5 separate regions of the Homo sapiens genome follow, and regions 1, 3, 4 and 5 are each linked to region 2. The links are chromatin loops, found by intact Hi-C in ENCODE. Cell type or tissue: MCF 10A. All regions are shown on one strand.

The links. A loop is a pair of places that touch in the nucleus more often than their neighbours do. Peaks named below come from ENCODE experiments on the same cell type or tissue, not always from the same donor. Only the 100,000 strongest peaks of a DNase experiment are listed, where the experiment ranks them.
Region 1: a loop joins it to region 2, with 14 times the contacts of the local background. A loop is called at or near these places in 6 of 110 quality-filtered maps.
Region 3: a loop joins it to region 2, with 11 times the contacts of the local background. A loop is called at or near these places in 10 of 110 quality-filtered maps.
Region 4: it touches region 2 in a loop (30-fold over the local background); 3 of 110 quality-filtered maps call a loop at or near these places.
Region 5: a loop joins it to region 2, with 24 times the contacts of the local background. A loop is called at or near these places in 4 of 110 quality-filtered maps.

Annotation. Positions count from the first base shown.
Region 1 is chrX:87,695,746-87,700,745 of GRCh38, reverse strand. No RefSeq gene overlaps it. Among named protein-coding and RNA genes, the nearest start is that of KLHL4, 180 kb to the right of the region's middle. In MCF 10A, a CTCF peak has its summit at 3,118; no DNase peak of the experiment used is centred here.
Region 2 is chrX:88,610,521-88,615,520 of GRCh38, reverse strand. It overlaps LOC107985713 (a long non-coding RNA gene), which reads left to right and starts at 2,031. Exons shown (of 5, transcript XR_001755911.2): 1 at 2,031-2,173. In MCF 10A, a CTCF peak has its summit at 1,977 (motif pointing right); a DNase peak (open chromatin) is centred at 2,000.
Region 3 is chrX:88,133,323-88,138,322 of GRCh38, reverse strand. No RefSeq gene overlaps it. Among named protein-coding and RNA genes, the nearest start is that of CPXCR1, 610 kb to the left of the region's middle. In MCF 10A, a CTCF peak has its summit at 2,314; no DNase peak of the experiment used is centred here.
Region 4 is chrX:87,336,524-87,341,523 of GRCh38, reverse strand. No RefSeq gene overlaps it. Among named protein-coding and RNA genes, the nearest start is that of KLHL4, 180 kb to the left of the region's middle. In MCF 10A, CTCF peaks have their summits at 2,798, 3,879 and 4,078; no DNase peak of the experiment used is centred here.
Region 5 is chrX:87,967,851-87,972,850 of GRCh38, reverse strand. No RefSeq gene overlaps it. Among named protein-coding and RNA genes, the nearest start is that of KLHL4, 450 kb to the right of the region's middle. In MCF 10A, no CTCF peak of the experiment used is centred here; no DNase peak of the experiment used is centred here.

The DNA of each region.
Region 1 (5,000 bases), 910 kb after region 2:
TGAAAGAGTATAACTGGATTGTTTGTAAGACAAAGGATAAATGCTTGAAGGGATGGGCATCCAATTTTCCATGAAGTGGTTATTACGCATTTGCATACCTGTTCCAAAATATCTCATGTACTCCATAAATATATACACCTACTATGTACCAAAAAAAAATTAAAAATAAAAAAATTTTACAAAAAGAATAAAAAACCTTGAGCAGAGTAGGAATGATGAGAGAGCAGAAGACTCTGGTACTGGAAACAATAGTTCCAGCAGTTCCAGCAATGATGATAGGTGATATCTTCAACACAGACACTGGAATTCTAGATATTAGGCATCTGTAGCCTCATCTCAGGTAACAACATGTATTAGAAATAGCATCTCTACATACAGCAAGCTCCAACACCAGTGTTGAGCACTTCTTAGACAATGATTCTATAGTTACTACTATTAGCACTGGCAGCAAAAAAGGAATCAAAGTGAAACGGAGCATTTTTGTTCCTACCTGGCGACTCCAATAAAAATTTGAAAAGATTTTGAAGAGACTGTTTCCTATAGATAAGCTTTCCTCAATTTTGGAAGTATGACATTTTAGGATGAATAGTGCTTTGTCGTGGGGGGTTAACCTTTGCAATGAAAATATTTAGCAGCATCTCTGATATCTGCCTACTAGATTCTAGTTGTACTCATCAGCTGTGTCAACCAAAAATGTCTCCACGTATTGCCAAATGTCCGCTGAGTAGGCAAAATTGTCCCCAGTTGAGAAATGCTACTATAGAGTAAGAGAGAAGAGCCAGAGAAATCCTGCTTTGCAATTGTTGCTATCACCTAAATTTTCCCCTAAGATAGAGAAGCTAGAGAAAGCCTAGTTATATGTACAAATGAAGACAAACCTAGTTTTTTTTTTAGCGTGTTAAAACTTTACATCTTTATCCAAACATCTCATGTACCCCATAGATATAGACACCTAGTGTGTACTCACAAAAATTAAAAATTAAAGAAAACACATTGGCTTATATGGTTTTGGGAGCTTCTAATTCTGAAATTTGTAAGGCAGGCTGATAGACTGGAAACTAATGTTGCAGTTTTGAGGCTGCTTTTTTTTTTCTCAGGAAAATCTTATTTTCTTTTAAGGCCTTTCAGTTGACTCAGTAATGTTCACCCATATAATCAAAGTAATCTCCTTTACTCAACTTAACTCATTGTACATGTTAACACATCTACAAAATACCTTCACAGCAGCACCTATATCAGTGTTTAAACAACTGGGTACCATAGCCTAGCCAAGTTGACACACAAAACTATCATAACAACTATATTTTTTGAGTTTCACAAGCTATTTTGTATAAAACACAAATTAGTATGTTGATTGTGAATCTCAGTAGCTCCTAAAAATATAAATTTTGTCTGGTTATAGTGGCTCATGCCTGTATTACTAGCACTTTGGGAGGCCAAGGCAGGAGGATCACTTGAGGTCAGGAGTTTGAGACCAGCCTGGGCAATATAGTGAGACCTCATTTATACAAAAATATAAAAAATAGCCAGGCATGGCTGCACACACCTGTAGTATTGGCTACTTGGGAGGCTGAGGCACGAGGATCACCAGAGCCCAAGAGTTCAAGGTTGCAGTGAGCTATGATCACACCATTGCACTCTAGCCTGGGTATAAGGGTGAGAATCCGTCCCAAAAAGAAACAAAAATTATGACTAGCACTATTTAACAAAGAGTTTGAGACTTTATCCAGAGCATTACACAAATGAGCTCAAGGAAAAGGTAAGCAGAGTGGCAAAGCATGAGCGTGGGGTAAAACCTGAGTGTGACTTCAAATTCAGGCCTACTGTCTACTGGCTATGTAACCTAGAGCAAATCACTTACCTCTTTGAGTTTTGGTTTCCTTATCTCTTAAGGAGACATAATAATACCTACATCAAAGCATTATTATGAAATTGAAGTGAGGTGATGTGTTGAAAATGTCTAGAAAAGGATTTAGCCTATAACAATAGTTATAATGTACTGGCTGCTTTCCATACATTCTATGCTATTCTGAGCTCTTTTCACAAATCAAGTCATAATTATTTCAATAACCCTAAAAGGCCTTTACTATTATTACTCCCATTATAGAGATAAAGAAAATAACGCTTGAAACAGTTAGAGAACTAACATTCCCAAGCCAACACTTGTTCCCAGACTGCCAGACATCAGAGTCTAAGCTCTTAACTACAGTAACTTTGGTTTCAACAAGTATAAATATATAGACCAAGGGTCATCAAATTACAGCCCACAGACAGCAGGCCAAATGTAGGTCACTCTCTGTTTTTATATAGCCTGTGAGCTATGAATGGTTTTTACATTTTTAAGTGGTTAAAAGACAATCAAAAGAAGAAAACTATTTTGTGATATCTAAGAATTAATTGAAATTGGGCCAGGCACGGTGGCTTATGCCTGTAATCCCAGCACTTCGGGAGGCCAAAGCAGGCAGATCACTTGAGGCCAGGAGTTTCTTACCAGCCTGGCCAACATGGCAAAACCCTGTCTCTACTAAAAATACAAAAGTTAGTTGGGCATGGTGGCGTCGCCAGTAACCCCAGCTACTCGGGAGGCTGAGACACAAGAATTGCTTGAGCCTGGGATGTGGAGGTTGCGGTGAGCTGAGATAGCACCACTGTACTCCAGCCTGAGCAACAGAGCAAGACTGTGTGTTAAAAAAAATAAATTACTTGAAATTTAAATTTTAGTGCCCATAACTAAATTTTTTTTGGAACAGCTCTACACTCATTTTTTTAAACATATTCTGTAGGGTTGTTTGCATGCTATTTGGCTGAGTTATGTAGTTGCAATAGAGATTATGTTTGGTAAAATGCAACATATTTCCTCTCTTGCCCTTTATAGGAAATGGTAGCCAATTCTGGCCTAGTAACTTATTCTCCTAACTTTGGACTACTCCATTTTATACATATTGTGTGTGTGTGTGTGTGTGTGTGTGTGTGTCTTGAGAAAATAGAACAGATGAAGCTAAGAAAATGCAAACTTACCAAACAGTGAAAAGAGTATGGAGAGAAAAAATTTGCTACCTTGTTTGATGCTGATGAAAAACTATTAATATGATGACAGAAATAGAGAAAAATTGTTTGACAACACCATCTACTGAGAAAATCTGATATTACAGAGAATGTGACAAAACCAGTTTCTCTCAACTTTTTGTATGCATCAGCATCACCTGGATTCTTGGTATGAAATAAATATTTCTGAATTAACATTCCTCACAGAACTTAATAGAAAACAATGCTCATACCCGAGGTAAACATGGCACATGGCCATTTGTATTTCTTCCTATTTTATGTATTTCCTTCATTCAGGTTAGTATTGTTGTATCTTCAGCAGTGGACTTGGTGGGTAAATATTCCATTGATGCTCTGGTTGGAATCAGGGAGGCCTCAGGCCTTTATCCAAGCCTTATTGAGTCCCATTGACAGAGATCATTATACAATGGTTGTCTGCAAGGAAAGGGATGTTTACTGCAGCTGTGCTAAGCCAGGAATCAGAGGGCAGGGTCAGGTAATTTAAGTGAGAACAGCAGTATTGGCTATCTGAATGGGAGAATGAAGCCTGATGAATTCCACTAATAGGGTGTCTACTGATGATTTTCCCCGATGTTCTCAGCTCAGGAGTATAGGCTTGTGGTCTGAAGGCATCATAAATGCACCACGAAGTTTCTGATAAGACATAAGCTGAAAGAGCTTGCTCTCTAACTTCCAGTGTGCCTTAAGGTGCTATAAGGATCAGTGTGTGTGTGTGTGTGTGTGTGTGTGTGTGTGTTCATCTGTGTTCCTTCCATGGCAATCCTGAGAAAAGAACAAGATTGCCAAGTTGTGGAGGGAAGATGCTAGTTAGGAAAGGTGAGAAAAGGTAGTATCAGTGAAATTATTTGGCAATAGTAGTAGTGGCACTGCTAACTTTTCTTTCTAATTTAGAAGATGTTAGGGGCATATGACCCTTTGAGGTAGATATTATTATTAAAGTCAAACATTACTGATGAAAAAATTGAAGCTTTGAGAGGATAAAAAACTGTTAAGATCACTCAGCTAATAAATGATGATTCCAGCCAAGACACAAATCCAGTTTTTATTTGATTTTATTTTTTTACTTTAAAGCCCATGTTTCTTTCATAATGTTAAGCTATTAGGCTGGCATATACATATATATATGTACATAAAACTATCATAATAATAATTACCATTTATTGAGCACTTTGTAGGGCTAGGTTATATATGACATATATAATATCATATGTATATATGATATATATATATATATATTTTGTGTGTGTGTGTATTCTTTGCTTAATATAATTACCACCATAGGTCTGAAACTGAACTAACAAACCATTATTTCCTCCATTCTATTGATGAAGAAATAAGTTCTAAGAGGTTAAAGTGACTTTCTCAATATCACTCAGCTAGTATGTGCAGAGTCTGGATTTAAACTCAGGTCTCTTTGACTCTATATCTTTCCATTATATTAAGATATATTCAAGAGTTGGTATAGTATCCCAATACCACAATTCCCTTTCTTAAGACTTATATAAAGTATGGAGCTGGTTCTCTTATGCAGTCAAACCAGGAACTATAATTAGGAAAAACGCCAGGAATGATGTATGCCTAACATAACCCATAAGGACTACGAATGAACACAGATGATTTCTAGGAAATTTTAATATTCAGAAGCCTATTTACTTCACAGCAAATAAATCATTGATGATCATTGACACATTGCCTGGGTATTCTGTGAAACATCAGGATGGGTTTACACTTCAAACCTTAAGATGATTTAATCCACAGCCTACAGCTTGATCGCAACCTCATGAGAGACCATGAACTAGAACCACCCAAGGAAGCAACTCTTATATTTCCTGACCCTCTGAAAGTGTGTGTTGTAATAAGCATTAATTTTTAAGATGCCAAATTTGGGATAATTTCTTACACAGAGAAAGTAACAAAAAGATGTTAATTTTTAA
Region 2 (5,000 bases):
TTTCTAGTTGCATAGAATATCTTTTAACACTCCATCACTTTCGGTCTATGTGCCTTTATAGATGAGGTGGATATTGGGTCTGATTTATCCATTCAGCCACTTTGTGCCTTTTAATTGAAAAATTGATTCAATTTACATTCAGTGACAGTATTGATAAGTAAGGACTTACTACTGCCATTTTGTTGCTTTATTTCTCTTTCTTTCATTCTTTTATTTTTAAAAGATGACAACTTGTCTTAGCTCACAAATAAAAAAAAGAAACAAACCAAGAAAACAACAACAAAAAAACAACTCTACACTTTAATTCCATTTTTCACATTTAGACTTAAGTTGTCTCAATTTTCATATTTTTATATTGCCTGTCTCTTAACAGGTTGCTGAGGTTATTATTGTTTTTGATAAATTTGTCCTTTGGGCTTTATAATAAAGTTATGAGTGGATCACACACCAAAATTACAGTATTAGAGTAGTCTGGGTTTATCCGTATACTTAGAATTGCCAGTGGGTTTTATACTTTCAAATGTTTTGTTTTTGCACATTAGTATCTTTTTCTTTCAGGATGAAAAACTCCTTTTAGCATTTCTTATAATACATGACAGGTGGTGGTGAATTATCTCAGCTTTTATCTGGGAAATACTTTATCTCTTCTTCATATTTGAAGACTAGCTGGCTGGGCGCTGTGGCTCACATCTGTAATCCCAGCATTTTGGGAGGCCAAGATGGGTAGATCACGAGGTCAGGAATTCAAGACCAGCCTGGCCAAGATGGTGAAACCCCATCTCTACTAAAAATATAAAAATTAGCTGGGCGTGATGGTGGAGGCCTGTAATCCCAGCTACTCGGGAGGCTGAGGCAGGGAATTGCTTGAATCCGGGAGGCAGAGGTTGCAGTGAGCTGAGATCGCGCCACTGCACTCCAGCCTGCTCACCAGAGCGAGACTCCATCTCAGAAAAAAAAAAAGAAAAGAAAAGAAAGAAAAAAAAGAAGAATAGCTTTCCTGGGTACAATATTGTTGGATGACAGTGGTTTTGTTTGTTTGTTTGTTGCAGTTTGAAAATGTCATCATACACCCTTCTGGCCTGAATGGTTTTTGTTAAGTCTGTTAGATGAATCGAAGCTCTTTTATATGTTATTTTCTTATTTTATATTGATGCTTATAGGATCCTCTCTTTGTGCTTGACATTTGAGAATTTGATTATTATATGCCTTGGAGTACTCTTATTTGACTTTAATTATTTTGGTGTTCTCTGACCTTCCCGTACCTAGATATTTATCTCTTTCTTAAGTTTTGGAAAATTTTATGCTATTATTTCTTCTGATAAGCTTTGTACCTTGCTCTTGCTTAGCTCCCCTTTGAACACCAATAATTCTTAGAGCTGGTTTTTTGAGATATTTTTCTATATTTTACTTTATCTTCATTTATTTTTATTTTTCTCCTGACTGTATTTTCAAATAGCCTGTCTTTGATCTCCCTGATTATTTTCTATGTTTGATCTATTCTGCTGTTGAAGGCCTCTAATAAATTTTTCAGTTAAGTGAATGTATATCTCAGTTCCACAGTTTATGCTTGATATTGTCTTATTATTTCATTTGCAAAGTTTCTATGATTAATTCCTGATTGATTTTTTATGTTATCTTGGAAAACACTATTTCTTTAAATTGCTATTTTAAATTCTTAGAGAGTTAACAAATCACCATCTCATTAGGGTCAGTCACTAGTTTCTTGCTTTGTACATATGAGAATGTCATAATTCCCTTTGCTGTTGTTTGTGTGGCAGTATGTCTATTTCTTTGCATTGAAATATTAATTATTTATTCCAGTTTTCTCTGCTTGGCTTGTTTTTGTTGTTGTTGTTAGATATGTTTGCTTAGAGATTTTTTATAATTTGCCTATTGATTTTTCTTCTTTTCTTTTCCTTTCTTTACTTTTCTTTTTTTTTTTTTTTCTGCTAGGTTGATGCCTTCATTAGGGCACTAGATGGAGCCTTAAGCCCAGGTTTGCTGCAGTTCTAGTAAACAGAATGTCTTTCATCCAGAATGAGGGATGTAACAGGAGAAATATCCCAGTAGTGTGGGAAAGCTAATTAGGGGTTTGTACCCATGGGAACTATGGGATAAAACTTCTAAAATGTGGTGATACTGAACAGTTGCTCTGAATTGATGTCTCCTTTGGGTGAGTTACAAAGCAGAGTTTTCAGGGCTAGGAATGGTTGTCCTTCCTTCTCCATTTGTCTCTCACTGTCTTCAGGAATATTTCTCCCTTCAGGCACTCCCAATGCTTCCCGTGGGTTGAGGCAGGAATGTGTTTTTTTGTCAGTGAAGCTGAGATCGTCAGGATGGTGGTGCCCCCTCTTGATCCCACTTTTTCCAGTGTAGAGACCATTAGTCCTAAGGAAGATTTTTATGTGTTTGGTGGTGGGAAGATTGGAGGAACGGTCATCACAGATGTGGAAGTCTGAATCTCTTACATATGCTCTAAGGTTTCTTGACTTTCCTGCCGTCCTGGGAACTGTCACATCTTCCTGTGTGAGGTCTGGGCTATTGCTGGAGAGAATCTTGGCACTATATGTTTGTTTTTAGTTTTCTATGGGGGTGGTGAGGCCAGCTTTCTGCTATGCTGCCATTTTGAAACTGAAAGTCAGTGTTGAAAATTTTTTTATGTACTTGGTCATTTGTATTTATTCTTTGAAAAATGTCTATTTGCCAAAATTTTGTAATAGATTTTTTTTTCTGTTCAGTTGTTTGAGTTCCTTATATATTCTGGACATTAACGCCTTGTGAATGAATAGTTTGCAAATATTTTCTCCTATTCTTCAGGTTGTCTCTTTCCACTGCTGATTGTTTCCTTTGCTGTTCAGGAGCTTTTTTGTTTGACATAATCTCATTTCTCTATTTTTCTTAATGCCTTCACTTTTGAAGTATTACTCATAAAATCTGTACCTAGAACAATGTTCTAAGGCATTTCCCCTATGTTTTATTCTTTTATAATTTGTGTCTTACATCTAAGTTTTTAATGCATTTTGAGTTGTTTATTATATATGGTAAAAGATGGAAATTTAGATTTATTCTTCTACATGTCGATATCCAGTTTGTCTAAAACTATTTACTGAAAAGAGTGGCATTTTCCTAATGTATGTTCTTGACTCCTTTTTTGAAAATCAGTTAGCTATAAATATGTGAATTTATAATTGGTTTCTCAATTCTGTTTCATTGACATATGTGTGTTTTATTACAATTCCATGCTTTTTACATTTTTGTTTCTTTTTTTATTGAAGTGAAAAATACATATATAATTTATTATTTTGCTGTTTTGAAATGCGAAGTTTAGTGGTAATATATGCTTATGTACTTATTATAAATATAAAATCTTCTTTGTTTCTTTCATTTCCGCCTTTGATAACCATTAATCTACTCTTCATTTTCATGAGATTCACTATTTTAGCTCCATCATATGAGTGAGAAAATGTGATATTTGTCTTTCTGTGCCTGACTTATTTCACTTAATATAGTGATCTCCAGTTCCATCTGTGTTCCTTAAAATGACAGGATTTCATTCTTTTTATGGCTGAATAATATTTTGTTATGCATATATGCCATATTGTCTTTATCCACTTATTCATTGGTGAGCATTTATGTTGATTCCATATTTTGAACTATTCTAAATAATGCAGCAATAACATGGAAATGCAGACATCTCTTTGATGTACTGATTTCCTTTCTTTTGAATATATACCCAGTAGTAGAATTGCTTAATATATGGTAGCACTTTTTTTTTTTCAGTGTCTTGCTCTGTTACCTGGGTTGGAGTACACTGGGGTGATCTTGACTCACTGCGACCTCTACCTTCTGGGCTCCAGTGATCCTCCCACCTCAGCCTCCCTAGTAGCTGGGACTATAGGTGCATGCCACCATGCTGGGCTAATTTTTTTAATTTTTTTGTGGAGATGGAGTTTCACCATATTGCCCAGGCTGATCTTGACATTGGGCTCAAACAATTCACCTATCTTGGCCTCTCAAAGTGTTGGGATTACAGGTGTCAACCACCATGCCTAGTGGTAGATCTATTTTTTCTTCTTTGAGAAACCTCCATAATGTTCTCCATAGTCACAGTATTAATTTATATTCTCAGCAACAATGTACAAGAGTTTTCCTTTCTCAATACTCTTGTGAGTTATTGCCTGTGTTTTTGATAAAAGCTATTTTAACTGGAGTGAGATGATGTCTCACTGTGATTTTGATTTGCATTTCTCTGATGATTTGTTATTTTTAGCATTTCTCATACACATGTTTGTCATTTATGTACTTCTGAGAAAAGTCTATTCAGATCTTTTGCTTTTTTTTTTTTTTGAGATGAAGTTTTGCTCTTGTCACCCGGGTTCAAGAGATTCTCATGCCTTAGCCTCCTGAGTAGCCGGGATTACAGGCCCCTGCCACCATGCCCAGTTAATTTTTGTATTTTCAGTAGAGATGGGGTTTCACCATGTTGGCCAGACTGGTCTTGAACTCCTGACCTCAGGTTATCCACCCGCCTCAGCCTCCCAAAGTACTGGGATTACAGGCATGAGCCACCAGACACGGCCTTTTGCTTATCTTTTAATTGAATTATTATTATTATTTTGCTCTTGAACTGTTTAAGCCACTTATATATTCTGGTTATTAATCCTTTGTCAGATCAATGGTTTGCAACTGTTTTCTTCAATTCTGTGGATTGTCTTCATTTTTTTGATTGTTTCATTTGTTGCGTGAAAGCTTTTTAGCTTGAGGTAATCTTATTTGTCTATTTTTGCTTTGGTACCCTGTGCCTTTCAGGTCTTACACACAAAAAAATTTGCCCAGACCAATTTCCTACAGTGTTTCCCCAATGTTTTCTTCTAGTAGTTTCCTAGTTTCAGGTAGTAGATTATAGTTTCTAATTTATTTTTATTTTATTTTTGTGTGTGGTGAAAGATGGCAGTCTAATTTTTTTTTTGGCATAGTTAATCGATTTTTCCAACACATTT
Region 3 (5,000 bases), 480 kb after region 2:
ATTATGGAGCCACCATCTTTATAGACATCAATATCATTATTGGAAAGACAGGAAAGCTTTCAAAGACAGTCATCTTATTGTCCTATTAAGACATTACCCTCTAATATATTTCGAATTTAAATAAAATATTGTGAATGTTCTGATTCTTTTGGCCTTCATTTGTTTATTCCTCCTTTCTACTTACTTGTTCTCCTCAACTCTATTATTGAAACAAGTGCAACACTGATCTTTTCTTTCTTTCATACTCTTGTTCTTTCATGTCCCACAAATATGACCATTATGAGCACTTATTACTGTTTCGGAAAACAGCATATCTGCTATACCTGTGAAGCTTTTCAAAGCCTGCCTTTTCATGGCTTATGATATATAGTAGCATGCCAGTTAATGGTATGATGAACATGTATTTGAGAGTGGGATATTTTAAAAAATACACAGATTTCAATAAAACATGCTTGCTTTTTTATGTAAAAGTTATATAACTTTAAGATAAGTATAACGTTTGAAAATCAGAATGTTAAACAGGCAGTATTCTTGAATATACAGCTCTTAATTTTATCATATTACATATTTGAAAACAAACAAGAATATTTTTGTTGATGTACTTTTCATTTATATAAATTCATTGAAGTTTTAGAAAATGATCCCAAACTTAAAAGGTCCAGCAAAGTCTAGTCAGCAAAGTTCAAAAGGTTTAAATAGAAAAGGATTTTTAAATGAAAATGATATTATTACCTTGTTTTGTGATGAATGATAGTGCTGCTAATGAAACAATGAATAAGAATTCTGACTATCTGTGTGCCGGTACTATTAACATTTCATTAAAAATCACATTAAAATATAGTAAAAAGTGTGAAGTATTTAAACCATGTAAATAATAGCATTTTTATAACCACGGAATATCAGAGCTAGGAAGGAATTTAGAGGTAAAGAAGTCTAAACGAGTGCATTGCCAAGGTCACCAAGCTGATGTGTTTAAATCAGAGCCAAAATAGAAGAGTGGCAATGAGGAGAAAAAAGAAATTACATATGGTCCCTATTTCCATCCAGGCCTGGTAACGGATCTTTGTATAAATATTCTCACGTAATCCTTCTGACAGCCTGGTGAGCTAAGTAGTATTATTATCTTGATTATACCACTGAGGTAGCTAAGATTTTGTTAGTAACTTTTCCATTGTTGACACAGTAAATTTTCTCGAACCAAGGCAGTCTGACTCCAAAACCCTTGCTTTTTCCACTATGCCATTCTGCCTCTAGTACTTTTTTCCTTACTTACTGTTTAATGTTCCTTTCTTATATTATTTTGCTGATGTTGTTGTTGTTTTATGAGAAACAAGACCAGCTAAAAGTGTAAAAATATTGGAAACCATGCCTTATGGCATTCCTATAATATCTATTATAAGATACCTACACTCCTTCACATGAAATTTCAGGCATATATAGCAATTACATGAAGACGAGAAACGTTAAAAACTTATAAAAGAATGATAATAATATACACAACCACTGGGGCATTCTTACTTTCCACAGGTGTTGAGTGTAAGATTAATAATTAATAATCCAATGGAAATAATATTGAATCTTGGGTTAGGAAGGAAAGGAAGAATTGTGCTTCTAGCACAATGATCACCTTGAGTACGGACTCCTATAAAGTTTTACTCCCATTATTCTTCTCTGAATCTTTGAATTATAAAATTTTAAAAGTGAGGAAGTTAGACTGTGTCAGGGATTTCCTCAAATCCACGTAAGGAATGCTGAGGAAATGAGAAAGAGCACAGAACTGGCTGGGCCCTAGTTTCTCCGCCTCCTCTGAAGCTGCAGCAGCTCCACCTTCTTTGGTTGTACACATAGGATTTCTGGTTAATATTTGATTTGATGTAAATATATTTCCACCAAAAACAATAAAAATGAAACATATTGATTATTTTTGAAGTCTCCTACAGTTTCATATCATATCTGTGGTTTCATCAGATTTATAATAAAAACTGTTTAAATCTGACAGAAAACAAAAATCTGTTTAAGTGAGAACACCTAGCCTACCTCTTTTTCCTCCTACCAATACATTTTCCCGAAAACACAGCAATATTTTTTCAACTAGTATAACATTTTTCATTTAGCAAATAATTATCAAAGTTTCTATTGTCTGTCAGAGTGGGTGTAAAGCAGGAAGAGTGAAAAGGAAACTAGAAAACATATGCAATTCTTTTTGAAATAGTAAGAACGCAAACAAAAGTCTCCTTTAAGACTAGCTGAGAGTAAGAAAATTTAATTAAATGGGTCCAAACGTGTAAGAATGTGCTTCAGACTAACAGGAGAAAGTGTGGTTGTGTGATTTCTCTTGCAATAATGCTTTATCTTTAATTATTTTTAACCATAAATGTTGGCACTACTCCATTTTTATTAGAAGAATCATACTGCCATCTAGTGATAACCTTGATGATGATTTTTTGCGTTGAAATAAGATGGTTATTTAAACCTGGGAACTCAGTAACAAATTGAAGAAAATTCCCAAAAGCAATATAAAAGTTTCAAAGCATTTGTGTCAGAGAAATTGTAAAACCTTTAACTGTCATTATGTATCAAAGAACATCAGCTATATTTTCAATTCCTTTTCTTTTTAGAATATTGAAAACCGATTTGTACCCTGGTAATCCGTAGTCGATAACTGATTTTGATGACTTTGTAGAGAAATGTCAATATCAGTTGGATCATCCTCAGTGTGTTGAAAAGAACTTACAGCAACAACCAGTGAGTCTATCTAGAAAAGCTTGTTTGATGTCATTGAGAAGGCTTCCCAGGGACCTTTTGTTTCCATATGTAACTCAAAGATACAGACCTTCAGAAACCATCTTTCTTAATTTCCTTGAGAAGAAACTTAAAGCAGGAATAATATGAGAATAGGTCACCACTCTTATAATTTTCACGTTTTGGTTACCCTTAGGACTTCAGTGTACTTCTATCCTGGTAAGTATTAACACTGCACGAATCACACAATTTGTTATTTTTGTTTTAATAAATGGTTGAATTACACTAGAACATAATGTAAAATACACCAGGATCCAATCATAACCTCCAAAACATAAACCCAAAATGTAAACATGATTATGCCTGTGAAACCTTTCTCTTCTCCTTCCTTATTCTTTCTCTGGTATCTTATTTATTTCTATGACTTCAACCATAATATTTATAAAGAAGACTCTTGAATCGTGTTACATGATAATTTGGGGATATTTGTTTAATCCTCATTGCCTAGTAAGATTTTGAAAGTATAAGTTCTAGTCTATGAATTTTTATATAATCCATAGTGCCATGCATGCAGGATCATCTCAATAATGCTTGTGGAATGATATTGGAAAGGAAGCAATAATTCTTCAGATATCACTGTGCATGTGAGGGAGTGGAAAGTGCCAATGTACAAGTAGGATTACTTCACTAATCTCAGTGCATCAATTCATATAAAACTGAGATCAATTTTAACATTTAACATTTGTGGTTAGTTAAAATTATCAGAAATGTGTTGCATAGCTTTTCTCTACGTAAACTTGAAATATTTAAGTGTTCAATATCTTCATATCACAGAATAAACAAAACATATCAAAACTATGACACAAAGGAACACACAGTATCAAAGGCACTAGTTTGACAACGGGCAAACCATTGCTAGTAAGTTTTTTTTGAGACGGAGTCTCGCTCTGTTACCCAGGTTGGAGTGCAATGGCGTGATCTCAGCTCGCTGCAACTTCTGCCTCCCTGGTTCAAGCGATTCTCCTGCCTCAACATCCTGAGTAGCTAGGATTATAGGCAGGCACCACCAAGCCCAGCTAATTTTTGTATTTTTAGTAGAGACAGAGTTTCACCATGTTGGTCAGGCTGGTCTCGAACTCTTGACCTCGTGATCCGCCAGCCTCGGCCTCCCAAAGTGTTGGAATTACAGGTGTGAGCCACGGCACCCAGCCCATTCCTAGTAATGTTACCAATATCTAGGCATTGAGTGAACATAGCAATCGCTTTGCCCCAAATTTGTTATTTTCCAGCCTGGAAACATTTAATTACTTTAAAATGACTTTGCTAAATGAATTGTTGAATGCAGCAGTAAATCTGTAACAACTAAGAGCAGAATACATGCTTGTTACATAACCCACAGGCTGTGTTAGTGTTCTGGCTATGTTTATCAACATCAACATTCAAATAAAATGTGATACGTGTCTCTAAAAGAGCTGGAGTTTTTATTAAAATACAAAAATCTATTATGAATGTCACAGTCACTTTACATTTCTCAAAACTCTTATGGTGATTACAAGGTACGTTTTTATTTGCCACTTTGTATGAATGAAATACTACTCTGGCAAATGTTTTATCTTCAATCAGATATGGCTCACAAATAGAAGGTAAAAGACTCATTGGCCCTGTTAGCTAACATTCTAATCTATAGCATTCAATTGTAATAAGTAAAATTAATCGTTCAGTTCAGATGCCATAATTTCTCTGATAGAAATGGTCTCAAGTCCTCTCCTGGGGAGAAAGTGAAAAAGACAGACAGCAAACCAATAAAATTCCACAGCCAATCACTTTGCAAAAGTCAGGTTTAAGTTCCACACTTTGTATCCATTAATGAAGAGATGAAGTGAACATCACAAGGGGAACTGAAATTTGTGTTTTTACAGGCTTCAACAAAGTTAGTATGAAATTTGTCTTCATGAACATCCAAGAATAAGGACATGACCATTAATGAGGAACAGGAAATTGAGCCATAAAGAAACCTGGACAAGAAATGTACTATCAGGTCTGAACTTTCAAACATGGTAATTGTTTGAATGAATTACCAAGAAAAATTATGACCATCTCTTCCTTGAGACATTTAAAATGCAGTATCTTTAAGAACCATGCATAATCTTAGGTCTACTGTCTGGGACAACTTAAGAGAATGATGCTCAAAAATGAAACACACTAAATTAAGCCTGGAGTGTCCTTTCAGACGTCTCTTTTACAATTTACAATATAGC
Region 4 (5,000 bases), 1.3 Mb after region 2:
TCTGTTGCCCAGGCTGGAGTGCAGTGGCATGATCTCAGCTCACTGTAACCTCTGCCTCCTGAGTTCAAGCAATTCTCATGCCTCAGCCTCCCGAGTGGCTGGGATTACAGGCACGTGCCACCATGCCCAGCTAATATTTTTGGGGGGAGTTGTTGTTTTTTTTTTTTTTTTTTTTTTGGAGAGACACGGTTTCACCATGTTGGCCAAACTGGTCTCGAACTCCTGACCTCAAGTGATCTCAAAGTGCTGGGATTAAAAGCGGGAGCCACTGCGACCAACCCTGTTATATCATTTCCTAAAGATTCTTACAGTCCAGTTATAGTGTCAATATGCTGCTGGAGACAAAAGTATAAGTGCCAGGTGTTGTGGGATATACCAGGGATCACGCCTGTAATCCCAGTACTTTGGGAGGCTGAGGCTGGTGGATCACATGGGGCCAGGAGTTTGAGACCAACCTGGCCAACATGGCAAAACCCCATCTCTACTAAAAATACAAAAATAGTCGGATGTAATGGCACACACCTGTAATCCCAGCTACTCTGGAGGCTGAGGGCTGATGCAGGAGAATCACTTGAACCCGGGAGGCGGAGGTTGCAGTGAGCCGAGATAGCACCACTGCACTCCAGCCTGGGTGACAGAGTAAAACGCTGTCTCCAAATAAATAAATAAATAAATAAATAAATAAATAAATGAAAGTATAAGTATAAAACAATGATAGCAAGGGTAGCTTATGATATTTAGGTATACATGAGAAAGAATCCATGTAAAATGACAGAACTTAATATTTTCACAGTAACAAATCACATTTTTCTTATCCTTTTTGTACTCCAGTATCAATAATTTTAATAACAAAAATAGTGTTAATAATAATAATTGTTACAGAATAGTCAGTTTCTTAAAAGATGAAAAAAACAAAAACTCTGCTAATTTAGTCTGGAATCAATTTTCTGTGAACCTTGCAGTCTACATCAATATTGACCCTCAAATAGTGAAAACAAAGTTAAACTAAAAAAATGTGCTATATACTACAATATATAAAGCACTCTATCTGGATGTTTTAAGTAATATAAAAATAATGGATTTTATGTGATGCATTTCTTACATTACACAGGCAACAATGGACCATAGGGGTTAACATCATCCAACAATATAAACCGAAGTAGACCAAAAATAGTCTAAGAGAAACTGACTTGAGATGTTGCAGTAGTCATAGTTGATGCCACTCAAAACTATTAGTCTAAACCAATCATAGTAATAAAATCTTATTTATTTTGCCAGTAATAAGTTTAGAAATCGGCATGTGGCCCAAAACTTGTCAATGTGATATGCAAACACTGCGGAGTTCCTTCTCAGGAAAGTCAGCATGACACTACAAAAAGACATACTTTTCTTCTTTTGGAGGTCACCATGTCAGAAGTTGACACCTTGAGCTATTTCAATCCTATTGTTAGAAGCCTGAGGGTAAATTCAATATATGAAAAAACTGCAGATTGTAAAGAATCACAGAGAAATGGAGCCAGAGCCTTGAGGCCACCCTGACTCCTTACTTTTGTAGCTTAGTAAATTTCATTGTTATTTAAGTCATTCTGAATTGGGTTGCTGTTTTATGGACCAAAAGCACCCTAAATGATACAAAGTAAAAGTAAGTAAAAGATTAGATAATAGAACATAGGAGACTTAAGGGATAAATTCCCCCCAAAATTTACAGTCTGAAGAGGTCTAAATGTATTTATAGATGAAGTTGAAGAATTGATTGAAATGAAGAAAACAAAGATAAAATAGTATAAAAGAGAGAAGCAAAACTAGAGGAGATAAGGTCATGAAAGAGACAATCTTCTTAATTTTGCCCCTTTTTTATCCCCACTTTCAGAAGTACCTGAAAGTAACAATTCTTAGGATCAGGAGAACAATGAGCACAATGTAAAGTCCATTAGGACAGAGAGGTTTTTTTCTTTAAATTAACAGGCATGTACCTAGAACCTAGAACATAGGTGCCTGAAACACAATTAGTCAATCAACACTTATTTGCTAAGTTAAAGAAATGATGTCCAAAGACTGGGTGGTGACAGTCATCAAAGCTGAAAATGATAATTCTTGCATCTGTTGTCTAAATCAAAAGTGAGAAGACATAATTTGATTTCATAAATTCCTGTTAACTGGCTATGTTATAAAACATCTTTCTGGTGGAAGTACAACTCTGCAACAGAGTAATTGCTAGATTTTATTCATTCATACAATTTCTATTGAAAAAAGTCACAAAGAAGCTATTAATTAAAAATAATAAAGTAATGGAACCAATGTCCAAAACATGTAAAGTTTTAATTTAAAACTTCTATTTTATGTGTGTTTTTTAAATTAAAACAAAGAAGCTGTTAAAATTTGAATGATGATATTGAGAAAGACAAAAGGTTTACATGTGTAATGTATTATCAAATGCTGCTATTTAATTTGGGACGGTTAATAAGAGGAAAATAAGACATAAATAGTACAGAATATTAGGAGGCAAAACAACAAAGATGGTGAACATGGGACTTAATATATGTTATATCTGAACAGCATAATTAAAAGAGCTAAATTTTTATACCCAAGTTCCAATAATGTTACTGATCCATAGCTAAAAAGTTCCAAGGGTTAATTTAATGTATATTTTGAAAAGTTAGGCATTATTGGCCATAGACCATATTAAGTGCATTACAAATTTTAATAAAATGCATTGTTTTTGTCACTGTAGTATAATAGTGGCAGTTGAGTGTGAAGAAATAGATTCCTTCTTCCTCTTTTGTTTTCAGTGCTGCTTTGTTAATTTTTAACTCAAGATGTCCCTCTGCTGGAGTACTGGATTATTGATATGTAAACTAATTCTTTGTACAGGGCATGCTCAGATTTTGAGAATGAATTATCTAAAATGTTTCTGCTGCTTTGTAATAAACTAACCATGTTACACTTGAAGTGTGATAATTAAAATATACATATTAATATTTCTATAAATTACTTACAGAATTTCTGTTAAAAACTATTTCCCACACCAGTCCATTTTCCAAGTGCAAATCTAAGTTCCATCCCTGCTACCCTCACTCTCAACAATAACTTCTCTTTTACATATAATCTGATTGATATAATCTTCCTAATCTACTTATTTTCTTCATACCAATTCATACAATATTTCCCTTTTGTGTTTGACTTATTTTACTTAGCATAATATTTTCAAAAGTCATCCATGTTGTAATATGCATCAGAATTTTATTTCACTTTAAGGCTAAAGAATAGTTCATTAGATGTATATAGCACATATTGATAATTCATTCATACATATATAGACATATGGGTTATTTTCACTTTTTGGCAATAGCAAAAAAAAAGTTTCTTTGTTCATTTTATCATAACCCTCTTCTCTGTTCTATTCCTATATTCTAAATTCCAAAGCCATTTCACTCAATTTTTTTCTCATCCCTTTTGGGATATTTCCACATTCATGATTTTTTCTTGCTACTGTATCGGTTGTTATGGTGGTGAAATACACATAACACAAAATTTACCATTTTTAAGCATACAGTTTAGTGGAATTAAGAATATTCGTGTTCTCGTGCAACTATCACTACTATTGATCTCCAAACCTGTTCATCCTTCAAACCTGAAACCCTGTACCCACTGAACAATGATTCCCAATGATCCCCTCCCATGCGACCCTATAACACACTATTTTGTCTCTAAGAATTTGATTACTCTAGGTATCTCACGTGAGATCATACAATATTTTCCCTTTTGTGTCTAACTTATTTTACTTAGCATAATATTTCTGAAAGTCATCCATGTTGTAATACACATCAGAATTTTATTTCATTTTAAGGCTAAAGAGTAGTTCATTAGATGTATATTTCACATATTGATAATTCATTCATATATATATAGACACGTGGGTTATTTCCACTTTTTGGCAATTGCAAATAATAATGCTGTGAACATTCATGTACAAATAGCTGTTCCAGTCCTTCCTTTCAATTCTTTTGGATACATACCTAGAAGTGAAATTTCTGGATATATAGTAGTTCTGGGTTGAATTTTTTCAGTAACCACTAGAGGTCTTCAACAGCTGCTACATCATTTTACATTCTCATCAGCAATGTACTAGGGTTTCAATTTCTACACATCCTTAACAACTTTTTTTTAGATTAGTTTTATTTCATATTGATAATAGCCATTATAATGGGTATAAAGTAATATGTTATTTTCATTTTATTGTCTTAATGACTAATGATGTTGATAATTTTTTATATATTGAATACTTGCATATTTCTTTGGAGAATTGTCTAAGCCTTTTGTCCACTATTCAATTGATTTGTATTCTTTTTCGTTGTTGAGTTGTAGGAGCTCTTTATATATATATTCTAGAAACCAATTCTTTATCAAATATATGACTTGCAAATATTTTCTTTCATTTTATAAGTTGCTTTTTCACTTGTTTGATAGTGTTTCACTATTTGATAGTGTTTCACTTGTTTGATAGCACAAAGAAGTTTTTAATTTTGATGAAGTCCAAAAAAATTATATATATTTTGTTGATGCCTGTGTTTTTGGTGTCACATCTAAAAAAATCACTGTCAAATCTAATGTCATAAAGATTTGCCCCATATTTTCTTATAGGTTTTATATGTTTTATAGTTTTAGCTCATATTATTTTATTTTTTAATTGGCAAATTAAAAATGCATATTTTTAAAAAGACAACATAATATTTTGAAATATGTATACACTGTGGAATGGCTCAGTTGAGTCATATGAGTTGAACATATACATTACCTCACATACCATATTTTTGTGGAGAGAACACTTAAAATCTACTCTCAGAGATTTTCAAAATAAAACATATATCTTTTAACTACAGTCATCATGTTGTACAATAGATCTCTTGAAATTATTTCTCTTATGTAACTGAAGTTTTGTATTATTTGACCAATGTCTCCCCGACCCCTTATACCTCATCCTCTAATAAACACCATTCTAT
Region 5 (5,000 bases), 640 kb after region 2:
TACCATCTCTGCGAGGGGGAAGTGGCAGGACTATAGGGTAATGGTGGGGAGAGGGTCCGCAGGAAAACATGTGAGCAAATGATTCTGTGTCATAAATAAGTTTAAGGAAAAGTGCTGTGCCTCAATGTGCACATAGGCCAGATTTACGTTTGACTTTACACAAACATCTCAGTGCAGTAAAGAGCAGTATTGCCACCAGCATGTCTCACCTCCAGCCATAAGGCAGTTTTCTCCTATCCCAGTAAATAGAATGTTCAATCGAGTTTTACACTGAGACACTCCATTCTCAGGGACGAGCAGGAGACAGATGCCTTCCTCTTATCTCAACTGCAAAGAGGCCTTCCTCTTTCACTAATCCTCCTCAGCACAGACCCTTTACGGATGTCGGGCTGGGGGATGGTCAGGTCTTTCCCTTCCCACAAGGCCATATCTCAGGCTGTCTCAGTGGGGAGAAACCTTGGACAATACCCAGGCCTTCTTGGGCAGAGGTCCCTGCAGCCTTCCGCAGTGCATTGTGTCCCTGGGTACTCGAGATTGGAGAATGGCGGCGACTTTTATCAAGCATACTGCCTGCAAACACATTTTTAACAAAGCACATTCTGCACAGCCCTAAATCCATTAAACCTTGAGTCAATACAGCACATGTTTCTGGGAGCACAGGGTTGGGGCTAGGGTTACAGATTAACAGCATCTCAAGGCAAAAGAATTTTTCTTAGTACAGATCAAAATGGAGTTTCTTATGTCTTCCTTTTTCTACATAGACAAAGTAACAGTCTGATCTCTCTTTCTTTCCCCCACATTACATCTGTGATTACTGGGTGCTTGACACATTCTAAAAGGACCACTGTGGGGCTTGTTAGATTAGTGACATAAACTCAGGCACTAGAGGTAGACACTACTTTGAACTCTAGCTTTGCCACTTACTAGTCACATGTTATTTGGCTTGTCCTTTAGTTTTTCTGTTATTGTTTCCAATTCTGTAAAATCTAACTCTGAGAGACTTTCAGGGAATTAAAATAAAAAGCATTTTACATAGTGCTTGATGAATAACATTATTAAAATTATTAGCTATGATGGTATGATTACTGGAGCAAAGGAGAGTCAGTCATGGAAGTTTCATAATAGTAGTATTGCCCTGGCAAATAAGGCAGAGGAACAGTTTAAATAGAGTAGCTGTATGTCATTTACATAATTTTCTGTCAAGTCCCCCAAGCCTACGAAGAGATTACTGAGTAGAAATGAAAAGAACAACTTACACACAAATATCTGTGAGCAAAATACAGTGCCAAATTGGGACCATAGTAATAAAGAAAAGGTGAAAGAGAAGAATTTTGTTTTTCCTTTTCACCACAGAACATAACATGACGTCAATGACCTGAGGGGCTTTATGTATCTATAGCACCATCAGTATCAGTGATTTGGAGACACTCTCTAGTGGCAATAGCAGCAAGACACCTTCTTGGTGTTTTGTTGTATTTAAGAGGACTTTGTTCACAAATATTACCTCCACTTTGGGTTCTTATAACAAACACCCCATTAGATGTTTATTTTTTTTAATGTCATCTGTACAAGAGACACTGTTAATTAATGTCTGACTCTCAAACTCAACCTTGACATAGATCATCAAAATAAGCAAATGAAAGCATCTGCTGCCTTGAGAAGAAAAATGGCAAACTCCAGATGGCAACTGTGAGGGCTACTCGTTAACTCATGAGGGCTCTCCTCTAGGAAATTCCCAAAAATATTTGTGGGAAGGAGACTTGAAGGGAAGCGGAAAGTTCTGAGTTGATGAGACAGGGCACAGGCAGAGACAGAGCATGTCTGGACTATTATTGTGACTTTATTTAGTTTGTTGGGTTTTTTTAACTTGCAGGAAGAAATGGAATGATAAATATTGACTGTGTTGTAAGCTTGGTAGTGAGTTAGAAATCATCAGCACTTTGTATATCTGTATTGTGAACTAGAATTCAAAACTCCCTGTAAATCTTAGCAAAGGCCTTCTATTTCCAGACTGTTTACATTATTCAGAACTAGTGAAGGTATTTATTTTTGTAGAAGATTTATCAAAATCTTTCTCCTCTTAACTCCTATAATCATCTCCATCTTGTAGGAACTTATTAAAGATAAGCATATTGCTGAATGTTGCCAAAAGAAAATAAAACAGCCTCCCTAAATGTAACAATTAAGTAAATTATTAATTGTTTAATGCCATCATCTTGAAAACATACATATGGCATCTAGGGGAAAAAAGCTATCACACTAACTAAAAAGCCCTAAATGGTTGATATAATCACAAGTACTGAACTTGTGTGTAACTGCACATTATTAATTTTATTGGCATGTAACACTTTCTCCAAAGGGCATACTTTGTTCAGTATTTAAAAGTAAGTGATGCAGATCTTTTTCATATCTATGCAGTATAAATCATAAGTAAAAGGAGAACACCTTTTTTTAATGTAAAAAGCAATATTCGGCCAGTTTGTTTTGCTACTCCCTGTTTCCTTTGTTAAGAACATTTTAAAATAGCAATAATGACATCTGCTGGTCAGTTCATTGAGTCTGGAAATAAATGGAGATCTGTCTCCAGAGAACTGCAAAAAACAAAACAAAACAAATGGATAATTGGAAACGTATTCACATTATATTTGTTAAATTTTGTGAAATCTAAAACTCAGTCATTAAGATTTTAGGCTTAAACAAGATATTTGATATGTAATACAATTCTTAAGTAAATTAACCTTCCACAATCTCAGAGTCTTTATTACCATAAGCAGTTTTGGGCTTGTTGACATTCTGTGAGCTATTGACAAGAAATGTCCATCTGTACTAGTTCCGGTAATGCCTGGGAACCTTAGTGCTACGTTGATGCCTTAATGTATAGATATATTACACTGGAAAAATGTGTTAGCTTAAATCTTTTTTATTTTTATTTTTTGAAGTGATGTCAATTTGAAGGATGCTAATACCTTTAAAAATTGAACTATACTCAGGCAATTCCTATGATTACCGGGAAGGACATTTTTGTATGAACCACAAGCTATATAAGTAGAGATTGCATTATGGCATTGATTTGGTTATGCCTTTATTTCAAATTTTTTTAAATGTCCATGAAGGTGAAAAAAAATAAGGACAAGTCAGAATGCCGATAATGTTTGCATTTTTGAAATATATTTTTTCCTATTTTTATTTTTGTTTTAGCTTTTCAAAATATAACTTTTGTATCAGTCCATTCTCACATTGCTATAGAGACATACCTGAGACTGAGTAATTTATAAATTAGGTTTAATTGGCTCATGGTTCTGCAGGCTATGCAGGAGGCACAACAGCTTCTGCTCAGCTTCTGAGGAGGCCTCAGGAAACTTAGAATCATGGCGGAATGTGAAGGGGGAGCAGGAGCAAGAGAGAATGTAGAAGGAGGTGCTACACAGTTTTAAACAACCAGTTCTCATTATAACTCACTCACATACTATCACAAGAACAGCACCAAGAGGATGGTGCTCAACCATTCATGAAGGACTACACCCATGATCCAATGACGTCTCACCAGGCCCCACCTCCAACATTGGGAATTACAATTTGACATGAGAATTGGGTGGGGACACAGATCCAAACCACATCAACTTCAAATATGTCTTGGGCATTGAACATGGAGGGTAATCATGATGCTCTAATATTTGTAGAGTGGCAGAAATTATCTCTGAAATGAACGTAATCTCCACTTGGTTTGATTTTAAGACCTTCTTATTTCCAGCAACCGGAAGTGTATCCCACAATAGAATATTCTGGGGAGGGACGGAGCTCTAATTGAAATAGAATTCTCCTGTAGTATATATATATATATATATATATACACATATATATATATACATATATATATACACATATATATATACATATATATACATATATACATATATATACGTATATATATACATATATATGTATACGTATATATATACACATATATATATACACATATATATACACACATATATATATACATATACATATATATATATATAAACTAGAGATGCTCTCAGAGAGGAGGAATTTGGGGACAGAAAGTCTCCATTGGTACCCCAATAGAATAAGAAATTTTAGAACTAATCACAGGTTTTTCCACTCTCTGGATCTCTAAAGAAAAATAAGAGCACAACGCCATTGGGAGTCATCCCTGCACACACACCACATCATATAAAGTTTAGTATACTCCTAAAAGTGTGTTCCATAGACCACAAAGATCAAAATCACCTGAAAAGCATATAAAAATGGAGCCCCCTGGGCCCCATCCCAGACCTACTACATTAGGTGCTAGAGGTACAGCAGTGAACAAAAAAGAAAAATATCCTTGCCCTCATAGAACTTACAGTCCAGTGGTTCTTAATCAATAAAATAGAAATTGCGTTAGTATAGAAGAGGCAGATCGCAAAGCAGTAACTAAGATGATTTAGTCAAATGAAAGATTGAAAGAGCTATTTTACCACAGGTAAGATGATATGGTGGTCTGGAATTGGGTGGGAAGGATAAACTGCTGACAAGCATTTTTTACTCAGGATTGCTGTAAAGAAAAAAAAATAGGGAAAATTAAAAAGAAAATAAAATACTGCAAAGAATGAAAAAGGAGAAAAAATAAAGGGAATAAAGGGACAAAAATTTTAAAACAATGGGTTAAGTTTGTGTTTGAGAAAGTGCAGGAGTGGGGAAGATGCATGCAACTTTTCCAGATAAAGAAGAAAATAACAAAATAGGCAATGCTGATTAGAACCCGAAGTTGAAGTATAATAAAAGCATACTAAAAGTGTAAAGGAGAGTAATTAGAGGTAATAGCAACAGCAATAGAGAAAAGAGATTTGGGAAGACATGCGGAGAGTGAGGAGGAAATATTGAAGGAGGGAATGCAAAACCTGTGATCAGAAGGACACCAAGGCAAAGAATTGAGGCTGATACTAGAGGAACAAGTGGGAGTACACATGGATAAAAAAAGAAATAGTCACAACTGA